Regions from separate parts of the Mus musculus genome. Here regions 1 and 2 are each linked to region 3. Evidence: chromatin loops called from intact Hi-C (ENCODE). Cell type or tissue: left cerebral cortex. All regions are shown on one strand.

What was found. Peaks named below come from ENCODE experiments on the same cell type or tissue, not always from the same donor. Only the 100,000 strongest peaks of a DNase experiment are listed, where the experiment ranks them.
Region 1: it touches region 3 in a loop (2.5-fold over the local background); 3 of 42 quality-filtered maps call a loop at or near these places.
Region 2: it touches region 3 in a loop (2.2-fold over the local background); 3 of 42 quality-filtered maps call a loop at or near these places.

Annotation. Positions count from the first base shown.
Region 1 is chr10:125,108,109-125,110,608 of GRCm38, forward strand. No RefSeq gene overlaps it. Among named protein-coding and RNA genes, the nearest start is that of Gm36771, 52 kb to the right of the region's middle. In left cerebral cortex, no CTCF peak of the experiment used is centred here; a DNase peak (open chromatin) is centred at 1,045; H3K27ac peaks cover 236 bases.
Region 2 is chr10:125,324,394-125,326,893 of GRCm38, forward strand. It overlaps a transcript of Slc16a7 not described here. Among named protein-coding and RNA genes, the nearest start is that of Slc16a7, 17 kb to the left of the region's middle. In left cerebral cortex, no CTCF peak of the experiment used is centred here; DNase peaks (open chromatin) are centred at 1,075 and 1,285.
Region 3 is chr10:125,387,873-125,390,372 of GRCm38, forward strand. It overlaps a transcript of Slc16a7 not described here. Among named protein-coding and RNA genes, the nearest start is that of Slc16a7, 80 kb to the left of the region's middle. In left cerebral cortex, a CTCF peak has its summit at 1,138; DNase peaks (open chromatin) are centred at 148, 756, 1,176, 1,688 and 1 more place; H3K4me3 peaks cover 2,250 bases; H3K27ac peaks cover 2,221 bases.

The DNA of each region.
Region 1 (2,500 bases), 280 kb before region 3:
GGAAAGGAAAGACCTGCTTCCTCTACTCTTCTGTGTTCACACTTTCCCCATTGTTAAAATAAGGATTACTTGATTTTAACAACTTTGCAGATAGTGTACATATTTGGGGCTTATTTATAGTTCTTCCAAAATTATAGCAAGGATACATGCTTTTCTGTATACTGTGCATAAGCGTAGCAAGATATATTGTGATCCTTCCATAGGAACATTTAAAGCATTGCCTCATTATTTTTAATGGGTGTATAGATTTCTGGGAATTGGCATGACTTTACAAATCATCCATTGATAGAAGTTTGGACATATAATTTCTTCCATGTTGACCTTGTTGGATAGGATCACAGACAAGAGGTCTTGGTTTCCTTGATAAACATCACCAATGCATGCCTTATAGACATGGTGGTGGGTTGGATTACTAAGCAGCAAATACTGACTTCTCTCTGTGAGATCTTATGGTCACAAATTCTTTCTTATGGTCACAAGGTTTTACTCACCCTCTGACTTTGTCTTCATTGTGTGAAGGACTTGAACTAATGGGATATAATTAGAAGTTACACTGTCATTCTGAGATAGACCTTACAAAGCAAGGAGCAATAGCGTTGTGTTCTTTATATCTATCAAAGAGGAGAGGTCTCTGCCACTCCAGCCAGAGTCTAAAGTGACACCACGTGGGACAGATGTGACCCTGACATCAATGCTGGAGTTATTCTGTCTGCTAAGTTCCCAAGATCATTTAACTTTAGCCAAACCACAGCTGCCCTTCATATTTATAGGCACGAGTAAGACTTCATGGGAAAATTCCTAATGACTTCCTTTCGGTGAAGATAAATGAACATTTATCAGGTTCTTTCTTCCACTAAGCTAAGTTTTTCTCCCGTATGGAGTTAATTTACTGTAGTTGCTGGTCACAGTTATCTGGCCTTGAGTTTTCACAGTAGCATTATCAACAAGAAAGCCTCTAAACAGAACAAAAAGTGAAAAACATCTTGGCAGAGTTGATTGCATTGGATGGTGACTAAGTTGGGTGACTCAGAACCCACACAGATCCTGTTGCTATGGTGCTGACAAGTAGAAGGAGTAAGTGCATAATTGAAAAACTGAGGAGGTGTTTAATAGGTGTTGGATGCGGTCCACATCTTGGATCACTCAAATGACCTCTGCTCTCCACTACTGTGATGTTCAGTTTTCAGTACTAAAAAAATCCCCTAGGAAACAACTTAAAGTAGGAAGTGTTTATTCTCCTAACTAGTGCCAGAGATTTCAGAGTGTGGTCATTTGGCCTTGTCACTTTGGGCCAGAGATGAAGCCAGCTATAACAGTGGGAAATGGGTGTGCTGGAGCAGTGACAATCAGCTTATTTTGGCCATGATATACATAGCATCTAAAAGGAAGGTCTGTGGATGAGAAGTACCTGTCAACATCACATCTCTAGTGACTTGCTTCCTGGAAATATAACCCACCTACTAATACCTCATGTACCCATGAATTTATCAATGCACTAATTCACCATGAAACCTAGTTTCCTGAGGATCCAAGAAAGTCTCAATTTGAGAGCCAAGCCTTAGAAATCTGAGGGTTTTTTTTGGGGGGGGCACTACATGTCAAAGCTATCGCAATTGTGTATCTCTTATGAATACTCTGTGTGAAAAACTAAGCAAGGAAGATTGCAAGACCAATTAATCATAAAGCAAGCAGAGTATAATTGGCACCCAGTGAAATGTGTTAAACACTTGGAACGAGATAGCTTAGAACATAAACTACTACCCCCATTGCTACAGCAGGTCCCAAGGCCATAAATGACAGCTTCATTTGTTCTACAATGCAAGTTCTAGAATTTTGCTTTCCTAGTCTAGTAGGAGAATACTGATCCCAGATCTGGTGAGTCTGGGTCCATATTTTCAATTTGTTCTTATTGATTTTGGCTATATCAACTGCATAGTAAAAATTCCCACTGTAAAAAAATGTTCAAAGTGATAGCAAAGAAATCTCTAGATGCAGGCCTATGTTTCTGTGTCTTAATTATGGACATTAGGACTTACAACTCTTGCCATTAAAGACAGCCCATTGCTTGTCTATTGGTGTGAAGGGTAAGAAGGGTGATCAATATCACTGGGACTCCAAATATCCTTTGATAAAAGTTTTCGATCAAAGACTTAAGAGACTGGATGAATAGTTTTGTATCTAATATCATGAGAATAGAAAGGTAAAATCCCTCTACTGCTTTTCTGAAAGACACAGTGAGTAAGGCTGTCCTAATTTATCCTTTAGTTTTCAGAACTAGGTGTTTGAGTTTTACATAAACAGAATCAGCATAGTTTGTACAAAATGACACGTGAACTGAGAATTTGACAACTACATGCTTTCTTGGTCATTTTTACTCTTCCACAAAAATGGGAAATAACCGTGGTGGGTTCCAGGCACATCTTATGTTGAGCATCCTTCCTCCATGAACTTAAATGCCACTCTCTACCATGCATAGTTGGCTGAGATATGTAGAGTACCT
Region 2 (2,500 bases), 63 kb before region 3:
AGCTCATGGGGAAGTCTGAGGCAGAACTGCGGCTGCTCGTCCAGAGAGAGAAGAATTACAGGTGAGAACGAAGGAAGAAGAAGCAGAGCTGAGTCCAAGGATGGAAGGTCCGGGGCTGAGATAAAGACTGAGGAGCACGGAACTGGTCCAGAGCAGGACTGAGACTCTGGGCCGAGGCCCGTGCAGCAGGGCTGAGACTCTGGGCCGAGGCCCACATTTCCAGTGGAGGTTCAGAGGACGATGTGTCAGTCAAGCCTGAGCACAGCCTGGTGGAATTTGCTTTATGAGACAGTGCGTGCACTTGCATCACGCTGATGAAACCTTTGTTTCTTTCCACTTCCTTGTTTGCTTTGTTTTGTTTGTTTGCTTGCTTGCTTGCTTGCTTGCTTTATGAAGTTTTCCTTTCTCTCTCCCTATCTTAGCTTGGAATAAATGACACTGGTTTCCATGATGTCAAAGGTCCATAGGAGAAGGATTTTATTCTGGAACTTGAGTTCTTTCTTTTGAGGGGATGTAGACTAAGGGTTGAGGTTGGAAGGGCTGGTATTTGAAATACTGGGATCTGGTGAGTGTATGTGGGGTTGGTACGATCAAGGACAGGCTATTACCTCATTATCTAACATTCCTGAAGAGAAGCCCTGGCTTCTAGTTTTTTGTTTGTTTGGTTGGTTTTTTTTTTTGTTTGTTTGTTTTGTTTTGGTTTTTTTACCATGTGACATTATTGGGAAACAAAGTACATTACTAAACTTTCAGTTTCAAAAACAACCCAATCAATAATCGACTTAAAACTACAGGGCACATATTTTGCTATTAATGGTTTAAGCTATTTTGGGCCCTGATCAGTTTGCTCTGTGGTTGGGCTTGTGACAGGACAAGTGTGCATACTTCCTCACTGGGGAAGTAAAGGCAGGAGGAGGATGGGGCCTAGACCTCACCATCTCCTTAAGGGCCTGTCTCCTATACCCAAGCTCCTCCCGCTAACCCACACATCCTAAAGCTTCCCCCGCCCCTTGAAGAGCTGAGTCAGAGCAATGCACGTCCCACAAGCAACTCTGAAGGGTGCTCTAGATCCACACTCTTATACTGAGTAGACTGGCTCCCAAGCAGGCATGAAGGGTGCCGTTGTAGGAATGTACCCACGGGATATAGAGAGATGTCATGGGAAGACTGGTGTTGTATTACCACAAGAGAAGCAAAGCCTGGGTCAGGCCAGTCCGGAAGAGAGAAGAAGAGACAGCCCAGCCTACACCTTATTTCACACTTCGAGGTTCTAAAATGGAATGAGAATAATTTTGAGTTGGTCTAAGCCACCCACATGGTGGGGCTTTGTCAGGGCAGCACTAGGAATGCTTACAAGGATGCATCCCATACCAGGCCCGCTTGGCACACTGTACCGATTAGGTCAAGCCTGACAACTGCTCCAGTCCCCGTTAAGAACTCAAGGAATGGGGACTCCCACAGGTCATATGACTCTCCCATGCTCTGCAAAGCCAGTGGACATTAAGGATCCTTCATGGCCTTAATCCCCCTCTGTCTTTTTTGTTTGTTTGTTTTAAAGAGAATCTAAAGTGTTATGTGTCTCTGAGTTGCTTAAATTTATCAGATCCTGACAAACTTCTACAGTGTATAACCCAGGTTATCTGTGTCTACTAATGGGATAAAGAAATAGAGATAAACTTTTTGATGGTAACTAGATTTGTAAACTTGGGTTGGCAGAATGAAGAGCAAATGTAAAACAACCCAGTGCATCAGAGTAGAAATTAGTTTGTTGCCATGTGCCAATTGAAGCGTATACTACAACTATAAAAAGAAATCTGCACATACCCAACATAAAACAACAACAACAATAACAATAACAAAAGTAACCTCCGGCTTCGGAGATGCTTCAGTGAGTGAGAGTGCTTGATCTGCAGTCAGAAAGACCTGAGTTCAAATCCATGGCATTCATGTTTAAAACCAGATAAAACTGTGTGCCTGCAACATGATGATTATTTAAAAGGTGGGTCCAGGAGGAGGGTCCGGAGAGGTTGCTGGACAGCCAGCCAGGTCGAAATGCCAAACTTAAGGGTTCAGTGAGAGACTGTTTCATTTACTAATTAAAGGCAGGTGAGATCATGGGAGAAAACACCCTTAAACTCTGCCCTTGTCTCTATAGATATCAATATGAATGTGGACGTGCACACACATGCATGCTGAAAACATTCCACACCACACACAAATCTGTGTGCATAAACAGACACAAACATAGGCACAGACACAGAGACATGGACACACACACACACACACACACACACACACACACACAGTCTTAGCTGTTAAAATCTAAAACATTTTATAGTGTCATGGCAAATGATTGCTCTGTTTTTCACTACATGTGGATCATTTCAAGCTTTATACGAATATTCTCATATTACTGTATTCTTTGATTATTAGTAATCAGATTTTAATAATCTTAAATTTCCTTAAAACTTTCTTTTAAAAAAATTTACTTTAAAACTTC
Region 3 (2,500 bases):
CTAGCTGCCCTCTACCGCGCCCCGCCCCTTCATCTCTAAAATTATTCCGTTACCCTCCCATGTAAAAGGACTTAAAAGCAGAACATATGGAGAGTTAGGCTTGCCTGACTGTCTTCATGTAACTTAATTTGTTCGACTCTCATCTGCATTCTGTGGCCCACACCCAACTCTGATTTTCCTCTTGCCTTCTCTAAATCCTCACCTTTGTGGTTTGGGTGACAGGGCACGGGTCAAGGGAACCTGAGAAGGCCTCGGGAGCCTTGCTGTCCTAGCTGACTGGGTTCAGGCATGAAGCCTGGAACACCCAAAAAAAGCATTTGTGCCCACGGTTTCCTCCTGTCGGGGCTTTTTGAGTCTCGAGCATCGTTCCTGCTATTTTTAATCCCTTCACTGCATCTCCTTTTGGTTTGGGGAGGGAGAAGGGCATGGACGATTAGCTTTTGTATTGCCACTACACAGTTCAATGTGGCCCGGTTTTAATTTTCCACCAAAAAGGGAGTTAAAGAAACACTTGCAGAGAAATTGGTGTGTGTGTGTGTGTGTGTCTGTGTGTGTGTGTGTGTGTGTGTGTGTGTGTGTGTGTGTGTGTGTGTGTGTGTGTAATTGCCCCAGAGTAGTCCAACCAGGAAGTGAGAGACACCCAGAGCACTACTTACTGCTCCTCCCAAAGCAATCTGCAGCCCTCTTGGCTAGTGGAAGTAAAGAATGCAGAAGCCAGCAGGGAAGCAGCATCCGCTGAGGCTCACAGCCACCTGTGTGCTACCTGCCCAAGACTGGTGTCCCCAGCGTGATGAAATAGCTCAGGAAGCCCAGAGGACCACAGGTGGTACTGGCTCTTCTCAGGTCCCTGGAAGACAGCGTAACCTTTAGGCCAGGCCACAAGCCTCTCCTGCATCTGTCCAGTGGTCTCCGGTCTCCACCCAGGTTTCCTGGGGACCGAAACAGGACACCTTCCCTTCTCCCCAGGTGCGGATCTTCTGCTGAAAGGGCAGCCGTTCCTTCCACGCACTTCCCCACCCATCCACACCCACTTCAATGACACCACCCCAGACGCTGTGGGTCTGGGGAGATGTGGGCGAGCATGGCAGGGGCATTCGCCTGGCAGTGCCCGCCTGATGTTCCGCCGTGCCCAGAGGAGGCGCCACAGCATAGTTGAGCAGCGCCAGCAGCTGGTGGCCTCGACCCTGAGACTTCTGAATCCCCGAACCTTGGGGACCCTGAAGCTCCCGCCGCAGCCCGCGCCCGCTCGGCTTCGGGATTTTTTGTCTATATAAGGGCTCGAGGCACTTGGAGCGCCGGCTGGCACCGGCTGCCATTTCTCCGCACCCGCCTGCGGTCCCTGGGTAACCTCACTCGCCCTCCTCCCGCCTCCTCCTCCTCCTCCTCCCGTCCTCCCCGGGAGCACCGCCTTTACCTGACTCTGACACCCGGTGCGCACCGCCGCTCTCCCGGTCCCCCCGCCCAGCAGCAGCCGCCCGGCCTCGCTGTCATCCGCTGAATGGAATTATTTATTTATTTATGTCCCCTGACGTGTCCTCCCCTACCGAGGCCCGGGAGAGGGGTGCGGGAGCAGAGGCGGGCTGGGGTGCCCGGGAGCGCGCCTGGGTGCGGTGAGGGGGTGGACGCGGGAGCGGGGTGCGGGCTGGGGGCGCGAGGAAGGGAGGCGCACTGAGCATGCTCCTGAGGGCTCAGCGGTTGGCGCTGGTCTGCGCGGGTTCTGTGGCTCCCGGCACTCCATTTCGGATTTTAGTTCTGACCCGGAGCGATCTGCTGTGGCTGGGCAGCCCAGACTTGCTCCGGCCTAGCGCTTTGGCGCCCAACCTGAGGAGGCAGGTGTGAGGTGGCCTGAGAGACCTAGGCTGTTATGCAATGTCTAGATAAGGATGCAGAGAGGAGCCTGCAGAATGCAGAGAAAAGAGCTACGACAGAAAAGGCTGCGTGACTCATCCATCCATCCATCCATCCATCCAGTCGTTCGTTATTCATTCAGTTAAGGACTTCCGTTAGGAATGAGTGCTGGCTTGATTGAGGATAGAGAAAGGTGTGCTGTAGGAGCACCAGAGACAAATCCTTCCAAGAAAAACGTAAAACTTACAAGCATGGAAAACAGCTCAAAACACTGAAAGTGTAGAAGTTGCGGGCAGTGGTTGGTTATCAATTGTAAATAATTTATGTCACTCACATTATTTAAGTTTCACGACGGGATTTAGTTATTTAAGCAAGAATAACACTAAGGACTATGGTAAACCCCACAGATGTTGAGTTGGCCTTTTTTTTCACCCTAACATGCCCTTCTTGGGGAAGTTGAAAAGAGGAAGGAAGGGTTGGAACTGAAGGGTTGGACAACTCGAAGACTGACATCTCTACTTAGAGAAAAACCTTGTGGCACTATATGTGCTTGAATTTGAGAGCAAGGCTACAATTTTCTGCCCATTTAATTGGCCTTTCCTGTCCTGATCATCATGATGCGATACTCCATTAGATTCGGTCACTGTTACTC